Linked DNA regions of Mus musculus: region 2 is linked to region 1. The links are chromatin loops, found by intact Hi-C in ENCODE. Cell type or tissue: gastrocnemius. All regions are shown on one strand. Links, peaks and the distances in the headings refer to the core of each region. The heading gives the core; the rest is flanking DNA. Region 1 overlaps Agap1 (ArfGAP with GTPase domain, ankyrin repeat and PH domain 1). Region 2 overlaps Agap1 (ArfGAP with GTPase domain, ankyrin repeat and PH domain 1).

The links. Hi-C counts contacts between places; a loop is a spot of excess contacts. Peaks named below come from ENCODE experiments on the same cell type or tissue, not always from the same donor. Only the 100,000 strongest peaks of a DNase experiment are listed, where the experiment ranks them.
Region 2: a loop joins it to region 1, with 3 times the contacts of the local background. A loop is called at or near these places in 17 of 42 quality-filtered maps.

Annotation. Positions count from the first base shown.
Region 1 is chr1:89,618,004-89,627,648 of GRCm38, reverse strand. The region is part of intron 3 of Agap1 (ArfGAP with GTPase domain, ankyrin repeat and PH domain 1); the gene reads right to left. Among named protein-coding and RNA genes, the nearest start is that of Gm41914, 42 kb to the right of the region's middle. In gastrocnemius, for the core only: no CTCF peak of the experiment used is centred there; DNase peaks (open chromatin) are centred at 4,764 and 5,491; H3K4me3 peaks cover 581 bases; H3K27ac peaks cover 5,891 bases.
Region 2 is chr1:89,532,770-89,542,414 of GRCm38, reverse strand. The region is part of intron 1 of Agap1 (ArfGAP with GTPase domain, ankyrin repeat and PH domain 1); the gene reads right to left. Among named protein-coding and RNA genes, the nearest start is that of Gm41914, 43 kb to the left of the region's middle. In gastrocnemius, for the core only: no CTCF peak of the experiment used is centred there; a DNase peak (open chromatin) is centred at 3,697; H3K4me3 peaks cover 973 bases; H3K27ac peaks cover 3,784 bases.

The sequences.
Region 1 (9,645 bases), core at 877-8,876:
AGAACTTAGGAGTAGATTTTATGTGTCTCCCACAAGCGCTGCATTTTTAGAGCTGAACTCAGATTTAAACATTTGTCTAAGAACCCGTGCTCCTTTCTGGTTACCAGGCACGGCCTCCTGTGCAATGCCAGGAATCCTGGCTGAGGAGTGTAGACTTCTCATGGAGAAGTCTACTTAATACATAAGTCGAGAGATTCTCTCCCACTGGCAAGCAGAGGGCAGGCTCTCAAAACCCAGAAATGCTCTCCGTGCTTGAGCAGCGCCTGAGAACCTGTATTCTCCTCAAGGGAAACCCAGTGCGTGGGAGGGGAACACACAACGGCATGAGGATGGCGTCGCCGAAGTCACAGGCCACAGTTAGGGAAGGATGCCCGACTACTACACACGTTAGACACAGCTACCGATGGAACTGCACAATCAGACAGAGCGCTGCAGCAGCTGACAGGGAGGCGTTAGAGACCACATGGGGTTAGCTAGTGAGAAACCACCTGGGGCCCTGCTGGGACAAAAGGCAAAGAGCACTGGCAGAGGGAGGTCCAAAGGTGGCCCCAACATACCCAGGACTGGACTGTGAGGTATGTATGCACAGTGGAGTCATGCCACCTCCAAAACTACCCTCAGGCATTCAGGGCTTCAGGTGCCCTCTCGTGTCTCTCTGTGTCTTCTCAGGGAAGGGCTCTAGTCTTACTGTGGGGGATGCATCCCTCCCTGGCTCTCATTTTGGGACTTCTGTAGATGCCTCACAGGAACCCACAATGAACCCACTGACCTCTAAGCAAGTTTGCAAGAATCTTCCAGAGCCACTTCTGCCCCAGTCTCAGGTCTTGGCCACTTCATCACAAAGCTAAATAACTACACTCCCCACACAAACTCAATGGTGTCCAGGACCTACATTAAATAAGTGGTTCCTATATTAAATAAGTGCCCTTCCCACACAAGCACACACAAAGGACAGACACACACACACACACACACACACACAAACACACACACACACCAGCCCTTCCTTCTCTGTGTGCGCCTAACAAGGAGCTGTGCTTTCCTTTGCTCCCCTTTAACTTTCTCAACGAACCTAACACTGCAATACAAGGACACACTCATGCTCTCCCTCCCGAGCGGAGTCACAGGGAAGGCTTGGGATGTACTGGGGGACGAGGTTTGCAGGGACAGGATAGCTGCCCCCTAGACAAGCTTGAAAACACCTCGCATGGGCATGTCAACGCCGTAGGAGGAATTCCGTAACCTCGGATCCCCAAATCACAGATTCTTCAGCTAACGAGGAGTCGACATCTCTCCTCAAACAGCCTTCTGTCACTCCTGACAGACACCCCAAGTATGACAGCCGAAAGCATACCTGTACCCACATTCTACCACCATTGCCAACTCTGTCTGAATCAGGGCTGCCCCAGAACCAGCCCCACCAGTCACCTCCCTCCATGACAGTGACCCCAACTGGAAGATGGTAAGGATGCCATCTGGTGGACTAAAGTACAGACTGTACACAAAGCAGGATGAGCAGCAGTGGCTGGCATGACTGCGGCTAATATTCACAACTGCAGCCTAGGGTCGGAAACTGCGCTTCTAGGACACACCTGACAGCATAGGACTTGCTCACAGAGGTAAGTGTGCGCACAAGCTGGGGTGGCGTCACTGTTACTTCATCAATTTTACTTCTGAAATAAGATATGGGAAACTTTCTCAGTTTTTTAATTTTTAAATTTATTTTCATTTCATATGTGGGGCTGTTTCGCATGCATATATGTCGGATCCTCTAGAACTAGTCACAGATAGGTCATGAGGCTGCCACATGAGTGCTGGGAACTGAACCCGGGTCCTCTGGAAGAGCAGCCGGTGCTCTTAACTGCTGAGCCATCTCTCCAGCCCCAACCTTCTGTTTCTTGATGAGACAGATGGGAAGTCAAACTTCAAGTGAAAAATAATGTTTGCAAAGCAACCTGGCATTCTTGGCTCTGGGAAATCCCTCCTTTTACCCCTGGACATAGATATGCAGATGGACACAGTCCCCAGGGTCTGGGGAAAGCAGAGTCTGTGTGGAGTTTGAAAATCTTCCCCATGGTCCTCTGAGATGTAGCTTTCATGATCTGATGGATGACATCATCACCATCATCACCAGAGTGATGCAAGAGCCCAACCGCCAGAGAAACCATCTCTGAGGGTCACAGCAGCAGGCAGGCAGGTCTAAGGCGTGCCCCTGAAGCTCTGTGGTCACAGGAGAAGGCGTTCCATAGGGCACAGGTCTGTTTTTCCAGGTTGAATCCCTGCAGAGGTGGGGCAAACTGTACTTCGTCCCTCTCCTCATCCCAGCAGCCCCTGCCCAGTGGCCACAGTGGAAACCTCCAAGGGTGAACATACATGAGGCTTCTCTGTCTTGCTCTGGACAGTCTGGTCGCAGCAGCAGCCCTGGCTGTCCACAAGTGCCAGTCACCTCGCTCCCCCTCTCCAGATACAATCATGCACGCTGTGCAGTGACCGTCCCTCCGGCAGGCTGCTGACAAAGAGTTCCTGTCTAGTCGCTTGGACCTGACCATAAGAGATGTTTCTAGGTAGCGGAATCACACCAAACCCTCACAGGCCTTCCCCAGCTTTACAGAAGGCAGCTAGGTTTCTAGGTATCATGACCCCAAGGGCTCTCAGCTGCATCCACACCACTTCCAGACAGAAGAAGGTGCCTCCTTCCACCTCAAAGGCCTCTGCAAACTCTGATATCGCTGACATCCCAGATACAGAAAACGTGACTCCTATTTCAACACTTCATCATTACTGAGAACACCCATGGGTTCAGAATTTCGGCCAAATTGGGAAACAAATACAGGGAGGTTCCCTGAACCCAGACGTGTAATATCAGGAGATTAAAACCCAGCCAGGAACCTGGGAATGCAGGCTGGGAGGAAGCAGTCCAGGATTGAATGGGATGCTATCACCACTCAGTCGCTCTGTGCAACAGGCACACCCGGGTCCTGAGAATCCAGGCCACCAAAATAACACACTGATACGTGTCCTCCATGGTCACCCAAAGAGGGAACTGTCCTTGTCAGGACGGGGGTGCCTCTCTAGAACCTCTACTCTGAGGTCGGGGTCCCGCATTCGAAATGCCAGGAACAGGAATGAGTTCACAAGAGCCCGAGTCTGGGACTACCACCAGCCAAACACCCTTCACTTGAACATCTGACACTTTCTGAGAATCCAAACTACTGTGGATTCTGGGATACTTTGGATTGTTGGGTTTTTGAAGTAAAGATGCCCACTCTACTTCTGAATTCAAATCTGCCATCTTATCTTGGCCATTAGGTCCTGTTTTCTACCAAAAATTCCAGAAGATAACCAAATTCAATTTTCATTTTTAATGTGTTTTTTTTTAATGGAATCCGAATGCCTTGTTTGTCATGTGAGTATTCTCTGCTATTTCAATGTTGGTGTGTGTGCTGCTAACATACACATAACTGGTCAATCTAGATTTAAAGTGTCTATTTAATATCCAAATCTAAGTCATTCTCTCAGAGGTCTACCACATCCAGCCATCCATTTCTAGCCCGAGAACAACTGTGAACTTCTCTGACTATTGGTTATGACTACCTATCATTAAATTGCAAAAGGTGTCACATATACACCTGACCTCTCTGATGGATGTCTGACCCATGCCTAGCTTACCTCTTGTGTGTGTGCAGGTTCTGGGGTGCTGTTGAAGGGGGGTCGTCCTCTTACTCAGAGCCCCATACTGTTGCCCCCAGACTGGTAACAGACTGAGATGGCTGTACCTTTGTCCCATTGTAAGATGCTGATTGGCAAGACTCTGCAATTGGAGAAATATCTTCCTTCCCATGCTGGGAAATGCAGTCCTTTCCCTGTTCGTAGTAACCCTTCCCCAGCTACAAGGCTCCCTTTGCATCATGCTGAGTGCAGTGGCCCATGGTAACTTCCTGAACGGAATCTGGACAACAGCGCTGTGTGCTCACCTCCTCTGAGAACCAAGCATGGAGTTAACTCAACTTCAAGTCTCTGCTCATCTCCAACATGTACCTTCCAGCTTCTGCTGCCTTTGTGCAGCCCTGGATCTTTTGTCGTGTGTGTATACGTGTGTGTGTGTGTGTGTGTGTGTGTGTGTGTGTGTGTACATGCACATGTGCGTAGGTGCACACGTGTGTACCTGCCAGAAGTCAGCCTGGGTGCTGATGCTCTGTGGCCCTACACCCTGCTTTTTGAGACAGCAATACTTGCTGCCCTAGAGCTTACCAGGCTAAACTATTAGTGAGCCAGGCTCAGAGAGTCGCCTGGCCCTCTCTTATACAAAGGTTATAAGCATGCATTACTATAGCTGGCTTTAAAACAACGGAAACGAGTGAGTTCTGGGGACTGAGCTCACGTCCTCCTGCTTCTCCTGCTTCTGTGACAAGCACTTTACCACTAACACCCACTCCCCAGCATCCTGACTTCTCCCCCAAGCCAGGGCCGAGGAAAGACAAACTTCTGCTCAGCAACACATATGGCCAGCACGTCAGAAAGAACTGTTCAGTGAAGGCATAGCGTGCTGCTAAAGAAGAGCGCAGCTGTGTTCTCTGGCTGTAGAGCATACTTTAAAGGTCTGATTAGGGGTGTTTCTCACCATCCAACCTCAGCCAATTTCAAGGTGACTATTCTGAGACTCTCACTGTAGGAACCAGCTCTAAATCTGGGACACCACATGCCAGATAACTGGCTTCCTTCTGTTTCAGCTCACACTGGGAGGAGCTGCCACGGTTTATTCCTCTCGCATGCTGGGCCAGGGTCCCATCTCTGTCCAGTTCTGCTTTAAGGGGTAAAATAACAGTTAAATGGAATTTTCCGAGTCCAAAAATAGGAATGGCCTGGCGTAAGTAAGGCCACAGATGTCTGCCTGTTTCATCATTCCCAATACTTGCACTGAAAGCTATTAGTTGTATCTATAACAGTTGTCCAAGCAAGGAAGACTGAGGACAATGACAAGAGCCCTCTCACAGTGACATGGACAAGCACCACTTGAGTTATTCCCCACAAGTGCCTTGTGACACAAGCATCAGAGACCAGCCCAGAGCCTTTGGGAAGCCCTTAAGACACTAAGGGACAGAGAAACCCCTGCCCTCCCACGGGCCTGTAGGAAAGAAAGCCAGAGCTCCTGGTCCTCGAACCGTCCTCTTCCATGTGAACACCAAGTCCCACATGACCCTAATGTGACCCTGTCTGCAAAGTGACATTCTCCTCAGTCTTGGAGCTGACACAGAGGATGCAGGGAGCCAAGTAAGCCTTCTCCCACTAAGCCCCAGCTCGGGGGGCTGCCACTCTAAACCATCGCTGTGCTGCCGAGACCACAGACCTCTGCTGAAACCATCAGGCCTTCTTGTGGTTGTGCCCATCTCTGATTTGGCATGCACAAGGAAGGGCCTAGAGTTATACCGAGCTGGAGCTGCCTTTGTGGGGCCACTGCCAAGAGGCGAGCTCAGTCTCACCCCTGAGCCTAACCCAGTGGCCCTTGCAGCAGGTGCCAGCTGGCCCAGAGCCTAAACCCTGGCAAGAGGAAAGAGCAGGGATGGTACCAGGTCTCTTCTTGCCGCTTCTAAGTAGATGGTTCGTGAGATCAGCCTTTTCCCCTTAGCTTCATGGTGGTGCAGGACAAGTCCCTGCAAATGTGGTCGCCTTATTATCTAAAGCAAAGGGGACTGAGAGACACTGTGGGCTGCAGGCCTTTTCTGTTCTCCCTAAGGGAATATAAACTTAATCACAAATGTGCCAAACTCCTTTAAAAATTAATGCGGCTTTTAAACTATGACAAAAATATTTAAGCCAGTACTTTATGAGATTGGGGCTCTGGAAAAGTTTAGTATTGTGATATTTGAAAGGAATTTTGGACCACATAGTATTTTTACAGTGGGAGCCGAGGTTATTGGTAACATAGTCGTTTATAAAACTTAACCAAAACAGATTTCCTTTGCCATGCATTTTGAGCTTATGGTGGGAAATAAAAAAACCGCCCAGAGCAGTGTGCTAAGAGTGAGTGAGGAGCCAACCACACTCTGTCAAGGTCTCTGTGGGTGGGTCACTAGGGAGGAGGGTGACCCAAGGTGGCCTCCCTTAACTCAAGTCCCTGTCAGAAGAAAGAAATTGAGAAGGGACACCTCAGTTATAAGCTGGGCTGGCCCATCAGAACACAATGGGGCCAGAACTGACTCCTCCATTCCTGGGGGGAGGGGAGGGGGAGGGGGAGGGGGAGGGGAGGGGAGGGGAGGGGAGGGGAGGGGAGGGGAGGGGCGGCATGAGAAGGAGCGGCACAGGGCAAGGCTGTGAAACAACCTGAGGCCCCACTGAAAAAACAGAGCCCTCTCCCACAGCTGGCTTCTAGAATGTGAGAGGCTTCCATCTGCAGAAGCAAGGCCTGTGCCCACAGCAATCTCAGGAAGAGGAAGTGCTGCTCTGTGCCTCAGGACACACGATGGATGCTGGAGGAGGGCCTTCAGCAGATGCACAGGGGCGGCAGGTCCCCTGGTCTCTAACCCAGAGAGAGTTACCTTCCTGGGGAGGCAAACAGAGGTAGCCAGAACATTATGACTGTCAGGCTGGTGATGGTCACTCATCGTGAGGTTCCTCAGGGCTCTGTGCCCTCTGCCCTTGCAGCTGATGAGGCAAATGAGAGCGGTCCACAGAAGGTCATTTTCTGAGGAACTGGCACTACAGCCTCAGAGCCCAGGTCAGTGTGGATAACCATAAATGATACAGATACTCCCCCGACCAAAAAGAAAAAAGAGCCAATACAACCCTTGTCTCCAAGACAACGATGGGACAGAGATGCCCATCATTGGAGAAGCAGAAATCATAAGGACAAGATATTGGGCAAATATCCCAACAGGGGAGGGATCAATAGGGGAGGAGTGAGGGGAGGAGGGGAGGCAGCAGTGAACCAACCCCAGAGGACGAGAAAACAAAACCCAAGACACTACGCACCAATGCTTTACACTTGAATGTAGCAGAGCTTGCCAAGGGCAGCAGACGCTGGAGCCTGAAAGCCCAGTTTATATGTACAGGCGACACCACTGCTCTCCTAGGCTTTGCTGAGACATCTAGTGATGTCCTCGTGTCTATGATATGGCCTAGAGGCCATTTCTCAGATGGCCCCTGTCACTGAGCTGTGCCTGACTATGCTGGAGAAGGTTAAGAAGCTATTTCCATAAAGGGCCAGAGTACTTTAGGCTCTGTCAATGTTTATTTTTATTTCATTGTAAAAACCTCTTCATAGCTCATAGGCAGCAACAATTCAGGTCCAGGTAACCACTATTTAAAGGTTACTACTGGGTTCTCCCTCCCATGCCAGGGACTAAACCCAGGGAAGGCTTCAGCTAGCCAAGGCCCTGCCACTGAGTCACATGCTAGTCTGCACTCTGAATACTCATACTGTAGATAAACACACACTTACTGCTCTGAAGGTCACTCCGTCTGTCCTCAGTCTCTGGGGCATCATTTGTGTTGCAATCCCATGTAATTTGTTTACTAGAAGGAATACATTAGGTTCTGCCTCAAGGCTTTTGCTCCTCCTGAAAGGGACTCTCCACTGAGAGGACCCACACCTCAGGCTGGGGAGCACCACCAGCACACTAGCCTCCTGTTCAGAGCTGGCAAGGCAAGGTGTCCTTGTGCCCTCTTTCTGAGGCTGGAGCTACCGGGCCTCAGGCTCAGCCCAAGCCTGCCAGACCTCGCTTCCTCCAGGACCAGCCTGCATCTGAAACATTTTGGAATAAGGTCTATGCACTCTAGACGCTGGTGTACGGGCCCCAAGCTGCCGGCATTGTTGAAGAAGCCAATAATCCTGATGGGACATGAGGGCCAAGTATAGAGGGTTCCTACAGATCACGTTTACCAAAATCTAAGTCAGTTCCAAAGCCAAGAGGAAGTCTGGGGACTCCTAGCTACAAAGTCCCCACCTCATCTCCAAAGCATGTACTATGTCACTGTCACTTCTTGGGTGGGGACAATTCTTTAGGAGTCCTGTTCTATTCAAACTTTACTTCATGCAACCTAAGGCATCTTCCTATCAGCGTGTGAAGGGCAGGAGCAGTGTGGACTGGTTCTGTCGTCACGCGCCCTCCCCAGTGACCGCACGCACTGTCCTTTCAGCACAGCTGGTTTGCCCATTGGGCCCTTGAAAAACAACTGCTGTGTTTCATCAGTTTGTCTCCTATTTTTCATGGTGTTAGATTTTTTAAAATTTAAATGCTTATCAATAAGCAGTGGGGGTGGGGGACTCAAAAAGCCAGAAACTGCTGGCCAGATATGCTGACCCCACGGCCACAGGGACAGGCCAGCCTCAGGCGCAGCAGCACACACGCCAAGTGTCTCTGCCTAGGTCCCACCTAAGAGTCCTCACATGGTGCACCCTGGAAATCTCCACGGGCAGAGGCAGGAGAGCACTACTAGCAATGTCTGGTTTCCTTTTCTGGTCTGGACCAATCACAGATAAATCAATTACACAAACTCATTACAGCCAAGCAACGTAGGCTGCTGTCAGTATGGGGCTCTGTGCTGAGATTACACACACACAGTGTTGGGCCCCGTGCTCCTTGGATATTGTGGCCTACACCCACAGTAGCTCTGACAAGGACACACGTCCTTGTATGGACCAGGAAGGGGAGTATGTCCAGGAAAGAGCAGAGGCTTCCACCTAGGCTCTGTGGAGCCGTAGAAGTTAAGGAGTCGCCTGTGTGAGGCAGGATTGGGGTATATGTACACAGTGCTGTCCAACTCTGGTCTGCACCACACTCGGAGAGTGACGGGAAGATGAAATGCACTGCACAGGCCCATTGTTTAAACTCTCAAAGAACACTTGTCCCTCTGTGGCTACAACACAGGCTTGGTTCTACCTCCATCACCAGCAGTTCAGGAGCCAACAGTGAGGCACACCTCACTACTGTGTTCCCCGAGACTAGCTGACCAGAATCTTTTCTTATACCTAGACATACCTATCGGCTCAAAGACAAAGCACAAGGCTGGAGCATGGTCAATCAGAACAATCTCGGACTATTCTGCTGGAAAGAGAAAAACAAAGAACTGAAAGGCAAAAGAGAGAAACATTTCACTCTTTCTCTGTACATGGTCTGGCACCATGGTCAGGGGCATCAACAAGCTGCTTGGCACTGGGTGGGGAGAGCTGGCTAGCTAGCTACATGAGCGTTAAAGTCAGGACATACAAGAGATGGGAGAGGGAGGAGCCCGCGTTCCAGGAATATAGGTCAAGAAGCCGACCTCCCCTATTTGAGCGTCTCTTTCCCTTCCTCCCAGCCCCCCATCCCCAGCTGCAGACTGATAAGTAAACCTAGTCTTGCTCCAGCCAGATCCAAGCAGGCTGTTGCCATGAGGTGCCTTAAAAGTGGAAGCAGGCTGGGCACTGATGGCAAAGTCAAGGACAAATGAACACAGCAGACACAAGTACTAGATGTGGGGTCGGGGAATAACAGATTCCAAAATTAAAGCCTGGCAGGTAAAGGTGATGAACTTCAGTGGAGAACACACCTGTAAATGTATCTTAAAATCTTGAAACATACCCTGGGACTGTAGATATGAAGCCATCTATATTTTTCCTGCTGAGAGCGGTTGTGCTGTTGGACTGGGGACACAGCTCAGTGGGTA
Region 2 (9,645 bases), core at 497-8,496, 85 kb after region 1:
TATTTACTTGAGCCTTTCCCCCTGGCTTGCAGCCCCTTAAGATGAAGAGGGTATCCTGTCCCTTTCTGGACATGCTGTCTCTACTCATTAGGAAGCTGGGAGGTCTTGGGGTAGAGGGAGGTGCACGGGGCGGGGCTGCACACATGCACATTACAGGCACTCAAGTATAGGTTACACTTTAGAACCCTCTTATGAAAATAAGTTGCCAGGTTAGAAGGTCTTAAAATCTCTAGGGCTGTCCGCTTTAAAATGCTCAGAAAGGAGTTGGAGAGATGGCTCAGTGGTTAGAGCACTGGTGCTCTTCCAGAGGACCCAGGTTCAGTTCCTGGTACCCACACAGTGGCTCACAACCATCTGTAACTCTAATTCCAGAAGACCCAGATTCGAAGCCTTCTTCTGGCCTCCTCCACCACCTGGCATGCAGTGCATAGGCATACACCCAGGCAAAACACACATACACATAAAACAAAAATAAATACTTCCTTCTTTTTTTAAGTACTAAGTACTACAATTCGTATTAATTCCTGCCTTAGGAAGCCAACTCTACCTCCTGATAGAAAATGGGAGGCCATGATCAGATGTAGGTCAAAGTTATAGTGTCTCATAGAGAAGATGCTGTTCTCGGATGGAACTGTTCGGCTGTCCATGTGCAGGAACGCTGTGCCAGCTGGGAAGGTAGCTGAGACTCTGCGTTGGGTATATACCCTGGCGTATGTACCAACCTGGGTGAGATTTGTGTTGCCTGGCCATAGATACATAGGTTGAAAATGATCCACCAGAATCCCAACCCTTTTTACACAGGTTCCACGTGCTTCTGTAGGCCCTAAAGGGTGAAGGGAACTCACCTCCCAGCACTGCACACAGCCCTCACACCTGAGCATCATCCCAAGCCACTATTAAGTGTGTATTTGTCAGTCTGAATAAACACAAAGGCAAAGAGCAATTCATAGATCATCGGAAGAGCCCAGGCACGCCAGGCACTGCCCCTGAGAGCTCATTACTGGCCGCCATAAATTATTTACGCAGGCCTGGCCCACTGCACACACTCGTACGTGCTGTGAGGGGGCACCTGGGCCTGCTTTAGCTGGGCCACCAACCAGGGGCTCCACCTTGCTACCCAAAGAGAGAGTCAGGCAGTCAATTAAGGAAACCTGCAGGGATTAGATCTATGACTCACAAGGAGGGTCTCCCCCCGCCCCACACGCACGCGCGTGCATAAGAACATGCCCAGCATGCACGCAGGGAGCCCACCGCCTCACCTCACCTCACCGTACAAGGCACCCACTAGCAAACAAAGGACAATTTAGGAAACAAAACCTTGGAATTGCACTTGGGTAATAACAAAGAGAGCAAGCCCGTCTGATCTGATCACTCTGCAGGAACATAGCAAGCTGCAAAGTGGAATGATTTTTACATAATTGTTAACACCAATACTGAGGGCCAGCGCCTATCCGGTAGCCTGTGTTCTCACCAGCAGCCTGGGATGTGGTGCTGGCCCTGTAAAGTTGGGTCACAAAACAGGGTATCTGCTATGCTTTCTGCCAAAGAACACCAGCCAGATGCTCTCAAACTGAGGCAGGCAGCCAGCGAGGTTTCTTTGCATCCTGTGTAAACATATTTATGTGAACATCCCACAAAGGTAAGAAGCTGAGGTCCTACATGTAACTCATGAACGTTCCTCAAAGAGATGAAGGAATTCACCCCAAATCTAGATGCCAACTAAAGCTCAGGGCTGTAACATAGACAGCTGTTCTCCATACCTGGCTTGGTCTCCTGCTCCACGGGTTAGCACCCTTGGCCTCCTTGTTGAGAGAACTCACAGAGGGGGTCTCTAATTACACCTGCATGGGGCTAAATGTGCAGGCATTGTAAATCACAGCCTGAAGGGGATGAGAGCCACCCAGGTGGCAGAGTGGCTATGCAGCCAGCTTCAGGAGGACTACTCCTGAGTGCCCATTCATTATGACAATGCTTCGGATGATGTGACCCAGAAATACTGTCCACCGCTCACCCTGACTTCACAAGGCTCACCATCTGAAAGGGTGAATTTCTTGCCTCCGGAGTGTTATGTGGGTCACAGGGGCTCTTACTCTGGAGCATCAGCCTGGAAAGGCGTCTGGGTAACAGTGAGGTGCCAGGAGCCGGGTGTGGGACACAGCAAGTGGCAAAATAACAAGTGAGGCTGAGGTCAAATGATAGAATCTTCACCCAGGAACTGTGGCCGATCACGGTTCCAAGCCTAGAAGAAAGCCAATATCCAGGGAGGCTACAAGGTCCAGGAGAGAGGAAGACTCCTGTGGGAGTCAGATGAAAGGACCAGAAGGAGAACAAGGGGAGGAAGGGCTCCACAGAGGTGAGGCCTTCAGAGGATATCAGCAGCCCTACTGTGTGTCGCTCCTCTCTACCTAGACTCAGCTCCAGCAACATAGAGACTTCAAGGAAGCCCACTGCCTTAAAAAAAAAAAAACTACTCAGAAAAAAAAATGGGGGAAGGTTGCATGCTCTGGCTAGAGTGATCTAAAACCCCAATACATAGTAGTTTAAGGAGGGCTTTTCGAAGGCTATTGGGATTAGATGAAGCCATAAAGATGCCGCCCCCCACAACAAGATTAGTGTTTTTATGACAGACACCAAGGTGCTAAGAGCACACTCCCTGGCGCTAGCGCCCTCTCCTCCCTCTCTCTCTCTCTCTCTCTCTCTCTCTCTCTCTCTCTCTCTTCCTCTCGCCTTCCTCCCACATACAGACACAGCAAGATGACATCTAGAAATCCGAGCCCTCACCAGATCCTACCCATGCTGCCTTCTCTGAACTCCAGGAGGACAGACTTCATTTTTATTACATCACTCAGCACACTTGCAACAGTGTCCACCTGTCCCAGGGAAGGAGATTGCTCTAAGGTGTCCAGATAACTCAACTTCAAACTCCGAATTTTCTGATTCGCACAAAACCAGGAGTAACATCTCCGATCCCTCTGCAGGGTTTCCCACCCTTCTCTACTTCCTGCATGCTGAGGAGTCCCGGGAAAACACACAGCAGCCTTGGCCTACGATTCTGAGCACAGACGACCCATTCCGGACATAGCGGACAAACAGCTGTTCTCCCCACCTGGCTCAGTCTCCCGCTTGCCAGAGAGATACCCTTAGCTCTTTAAGGACACAAATGCTCCACAGATTGTATCACTGTAAACTCAGGACCCTCCCTCTCTAAGCAAGTTTCCCCTGACCAAATGAGGACAGTATGAGACAGGCCACCCCAGCCGACCGGGACCGAGGGACGTGTCCCTGGCCATTTGATAACTTCGTCCCCAGCTACTGTAGTGTTTGAGGCTGAGGTGGTACAGCCTCGCTACGTCACTGGGGGTGAACTTGAGAAGTAAATCCTCCGACCACTTTGCTCTCTGCCTCTGCTTTACACAGAGGATAGAATGATGGACATTTACACCCCCACCCCCTGGAATCATAAGCCCAAATAAATCTTCTTTCTGTAAGTTGCCTTGTCACAGAGTTTCACCACGGTAACCAATCCAGCCCCCCACGCCCCGTGTCTAGGTTGGGTAACACGGTTAGAAGCAGAAGCAGACACTTGCTGCTTACTGTTAGTCACTGAGGAGCAGCTGGGCCAGCCTCCCCAGTGCCCGCCTGCCGCTGTCACTTCATGGCCTGGCTCATCCCCAGCCAGTATCAACTTCCACTCCTATAAATCTTAGATCATCTGGCATGGCCTGCCGGGCTGTTTTTCCACCTGTCGCTGGAGCTTCCTGCTATTCTCCAGCCCCCCATGATTTCATCCCAGGCCTGCCCTGCGTTAGGACATCAGCACTGCGCTCCTCTGCGAAGCTGCTGCTCCTGGTCGTCACCTTCAACCTCTTCTCTCTTGAGTTCACCCATCTGATCGCACAACCAGTGACAAAAGTCTCCTGACATGCAGGAGAGCAAGCTGCCTAAGGAATTGGAGATACATCCCTCGAAGTGACAAAGCACTGCCCTGCAGAGCTCAGCCACTCCCTGACTCCCCTGGGGCTTTCCCTCCAGACCCTGTGCACTGCTCACACTGCGGCTGTGGACTATCACTGTCATGTGCACAGTTTGTAGCTGAGGGGATATGGGAGAGCGAGAGCAGAGGTCATGGGTTAGGACAGGAGCACTGCAAACCTCAACCTTCCTCATGGAGTTGTTTTTGTCCCCCTCACCCAGATGACAAGAGACTACAAGGCCGCTCATGAGTTTACGGATCAGAGAAAACTGTCCTTCTCTCCCACTAAAACCATAAGAAGGTTTAAGGATAGCCGGGGAGTGGGAGGGAGGTGACCCAGTGGGCAAAGTGCTCACCGCATGTGCTGGTTGGTTTTTGTCAACCTGAGGCAAACCTAGACCTATCTGAAAAGAGAGCCAATTGAGCAATGCCTCGGTAAGCACAGCAAGCCTGTGACCTTCTGTGACAATTGCTGTAGGAAGCCCAGCTCACTGTGGGGATGCAAAGCCCAGGGATGTGGTCACATAGGAGAGCACCCTGAGCAATCCAAGAGGAGCAAGCCAGTAAGAAGCACCCTTCTGTGGCCTCTGTACTGATTCCTGTCTTAGGTTCCTGCCCTGACTTTCCTCCCAAGTTGTTTTCGGTTATTTTATTTTACCACAGCAATAGAAACCCTAACTAAGGTCCCACAGTGATATGAAGAGCTGGCATGATACTCTAACCCCAGAACCAGGGAAGTAGAAACAGGAGAATTCTTTTCAACCTGCATGGCTAGCAACAGGTGAGCTGCAGATTCATCCAGAAATCCTGTCTCAAGAAAACCATTCACGGAGGGCACCCCATGTTAATTTTATGCCTCTACACCCTACATACACACGCATGTGCACACATGTGGTAGTTTGAATGAGAAATGTCCCCTGTAGTCTCTGGCATTTGAATATTTGGCCTCCAGTTGGTGGTACTGTTTTTTGGAGATTTAGCCTTGATGGTTGAAATGCATCCTTGGATATGATCTTAGAGAATATGTAACCTCCCTGTTTCCAATTTGTTCTCTCTGCTTCCTGTGAGCTCTCTGCTTCCTGCTCATGCTGCCACACCTGCCTCCACCCTGCCATGGGCTCTCATCTCTAGAACCACAAGCCAAAATAAACTCTCTTCTGTAAGTTGGTCATCATGTTCTATCACAGCAATAGAAAGAAAGGCATGCAGCACACATGCATCTCACACACACACACACACACACACACAAATCTTTTGGGCAGAAGCCGAGGAAAAACAGGACATCAGGGAGTTAAGAATCTCAGAGCCATTTTCGAGGTCCAGGACACTGGATGACACTTGACAGTGTTACTTCTCTAAGTAGCATCACCTCCCAGCATTCTCTCCATCCCCCAGAAGGCAAGGCTAGCCACACACAGAGAGGCAAGCACACACCTTGGCCCAATACAAGGCAGGGCAGATCCATCTCTCCACCTCTACCACGGGACTCAGGACCTAGACACCAACTAGGCACCTCCCAGGGCCTCCACCAAGCCTGTGTCTCAATCATAGTAATTGGCAGATCTTCCCCCTCCTCTCCCCCCCCCCCGACTCCCACCCCAGGCACCAGATCACAACATGGGGTGGGGCAGTGACCCAGTAGAACTTTACAGAATCTAGCCATGAATCCAGCTGGCTGCAACAGCTTTTAGCGCTGTCTGCCAACCCTACATCCCTGGGAGAGGAAGAAGGAACTAGGTCTGTACCAGGGAGAATCCCAAAGTGAAGAGTGAGTAAGGCCAGAACTCCACAATCCACCAGAGAGTGTGGGGATTTCTTCACACAGTGACCCTGGCTGACCACTCGACAGGACATCCCGCAACAACAGGGGTCTACACTGGATGGGCATCTGTGAAGCTACACATGGACACAAACACACCCAGATCTCATTGAGATGCACAAACTGAGAAGAGCTAGGAAGTTCCAGTCCTAACACATGTTCAGAGTAGATGTCTGTTTGTTTTCCCTTTGAAAGTCTAAAATACTAATAAAACCTCAAAGAAAACAGGAACATGGGGCCTGGGAGCCCTCACTCTCACCTCTGCCACCACTCCTGGATGTTGTCCCTGAGGTAGCCTTCAGGCTTCCACACACAGATAATCCAGGGAATTGATCAGAGCCACCCTCCCCAGTGTGCCAACTGAAGGGGGACTCACAAGACCCGGGATTCAGCCCCCTCTGGTTACATGTGAAATAGTTGACTGAAGGTCCAGGAACTCTCCATCCTGACAGTGAACAGCCAGGCCTCAGGCTCCAGCTGTCAGCCCCACACCCCAGCAGTGAGCAGATTGTTTGTGTTCACTCAGTGTGGCAGGCACAATCACAGGGACAAACAGGACTCCAGAAGAGCACACAAACTAAAGCCACACCTCACATTTTAGTATAATGCTCATGTCTAAGACTGTCCTTTATATAAACTGGGAAAGGTCCCAGCACAAGACAGAGAGGGGGCATGCACGCTGTAGGCCAGTGCTCCAGAGAAGGCAGGGTGCTGCACTGACGAAGGCCTGGAGTCCCAGGCCCCACAATCCTCTGTGGGAATGTTCTTTGAGGTTTTATTAGGACTTTAGACTTCTTTAAAGGGGAGATAATATCTGCATGCTGTTTCTCCCAAATGCACTCTGTGTGCATAGATCAAGGAAAACATCTCTCCCCCAAGCCACCCAGTCCTTTCATCCACGGGAAATAAGAGCACTGGCTTCCATCCCCACTCTCAGCCAGGTGAGGCCAGGTGGGCACCAAGTCTATTTCAGGGTAAGAAGGGTTGCTTTTTGAAACTCTATGGTACTCATAACAGCTTCTATCAGGACTGGCTTTAGATTCCATCATAAGGCACAGGGCTCATTCTGGCACACAAGGTACTCTGTCAAAATGGCTCCTTGTAGACTCAAGAACCAGACCTGCAACACAGAGCAGCACATGTTCTAATGGATGAAATCTCAGAGAGTCAGCCTGCCCTCCACAAGCAGGCACCAATCCAGCAGCTGCCAGCACATCTGGATATCCACAGCCAGAGTTCTGAACTGATAGGTGCCAAGTGCTGCTGAAGCCAGAGTGACAGCAACATGCAAACAGCCAAGGGGAGGGGACTGACTAGTGAACAACTATGAAAATTATCAGTGACTACAGACTTCTCTGAAGACCCAACACTGTTTATAGTCTAGAAAGTCCTAGCACACAGAAAGGAACACAGGATAATTCCAGCCAGGACTGTGGAACAACACTGTTAAACAACTGCAAGCACCCAGACCGGAGGGTGTGGACAGGGGTGCATCCTCTCTCGTCCCCTGCTTTCCAGAGTCACTGGCTGGGCAGACCTTGAGAGGCTTTCTACATAGACTCTGCACAGACTTCTCAGCTTCTACCGAAAAGTACATCCAAAACCATGATGTGTGTGTGTGTGTGTGTGTGTGAGAGAGAGAGAGAGAGAGAGAGAGAGAGAGAGAGAGAGTGTGAGAGAGTGTGTGTGAGAGTGTGTGTGTGTGTGAGTGAGAGAGAGAGAGAGTGTGTGTGTGTGTGTGAGAGAGAGAGAGAGAGAGAGAAAGAGAGTGTGTGTGTGAGAGAGAGAGAGTGTGTGTGTGTGTGTGTGAGAGAGAGAGAGAGAGAGAGAGAGAGAGTGTGTTATGCACTTGTGTTTCTGGATGCTGCTTTCCTGTCCTCCTTTAAGGGAAAGGATCTGAGGTACTAACCTGTTATATACCCACACTTTATTTAGCAACAAGACCAGAGGAAATAAAGGACACAATGGTGCAGGTGACCCAATGTCAGGGGAGGCCATGCTGAGCCACATGGCAGCAGGCAGTTAAACCTTGGGAAGAACACCATAGGACTTGGCTCTGCCAGGAAACGCTGTGCATCCTGGGATAGTTGCAGACCCCTTGAGCAGGACTGTCTTCATCTGGGAAGTGGAGCTAAGAAGATCCATGAAGATCACCAACACAAAATCTGTGGCCCAGCATAAGGACACTAGCAAGCTCCCATCAGTGTCAGCCCTACTTAAGCATTAAAAATCATAGCCTCCTGGGGTCCGGAGACATGGCACAGTGATTAAAGAGCACTTGCTGTTCTTGCAGAGGACACAGGTTCAGTTCCCAGCATCCTCTCCAGGTGGCTCACTACCTCCTGTAGTCCCAGGTGATCTGTTTTCTGGCCTCACCTTTATGGGCACCTATACACATGTGGTGCACATATACACACTAAGTCACACACATGTACATACAAGATAATCACTTGTAATAAGTATGAATATGATACCAAAGTATTCAAATTCCCTTCCTACGCCCACCAGTGAAGGATGGATTTTCGTTAAAATGCTGTTTTAAATCCATTCCCAATGCCACCTTCTGGAAACAGCCTCTGTTCCAAGTGCAATGATTATATTTATCTTATGGGGGAAAACAAAATGAAGAGACAAACAACTTGCACCGCTAGAGAATGTCTGACAAGATCCAGCTGCTATGGACATTTTCCGTCTACATTCTTAGATTAGGGATCTATTAATAGCAAGATTTCCTAAAACAACAGTGAGCCAGCATGGGGGTAAGCACTGCAAGAAGGGCTGCACAGGACGGAGATCGGAAGAAACAAGCGCCCAGCATATCACTCCACATGTGCTCACACATGCTGGCACAGTGCGCCGGCAGTGTATGCCTTCCTTAGAGGAGAGGATGGCAGGGCCCCGGCTGAGTGCTCAGACTGGAAGGACTGCCGAGCTGGTACAGCAGAGAGAAAGTCCTCACAGACAGAAGACTGTAGAGAGGCACCGGAAGGAAAAGCTAACCAAGCAGACAGAGCATCACTAAGGTCCTCCTGGGAAGGAGGACAAAAATTAAAGACGCACCACGCATGTCCTGAGGACTTGAACATTCTCCACATGAAGGCTAAAACAGGCTTAAGATGGTGAAAATGCTCCCTACTTGAATATGTTCATCACACATCGCATACGTCATCGAAACAGCACAACGCCCCCCCAAAAATATGTACAATTACTATGTGCCAATTAAAAATTAAACTTGATGCTATGATATGCTTACAGACAGGAGATGGGTATGGCTGTCCTCTGAGAGGCCCTACCAGCAGCTGACAGAGACAGATGCAGAGACTTACACCCAACCATTTGACTGAAGTCAGGGACCTCTATGGTTGAATTAGGGAAAGGCTAGAAGAAGCTGAGGAGGGTGACCCCATAGAAAGACCAGCAGCCCCAACTAACCCAGACCCCAGGGAGCTGCCAGAAACTGAGCCACCAACCAGGAGCATACATGGGCCGGTCCGGAACCCCCGGCCCAGTACATATACAGGAGAAGTCTGCCTGGTCCAGCCTCACTGAGAAAAGATGCACTTCATCCTTGAGAGACTTAAGGCCCCAAGGAAGGGGAAGGCCTGGGGGTGGAGCACCCTCTCGGAGGCAAGGGGGAGGAAGAGTGGGAGGAGGAATGGGAGGAAGAACTGTGGGAGGGGGGGACTGGGAAGGGAGCCATGAATGGAATAGAAATAAATAATTAAAAATACATTAAAAAGTAAAAATAAAACTTGGGAGCTGGAGAGACAGCTTGCAGGGTAGAAGTGCTACAAAGTGCTACAAAGCAAGCATGATGAGCTGCCTCTGACCGCTTTATAACGCTGTGACAAAC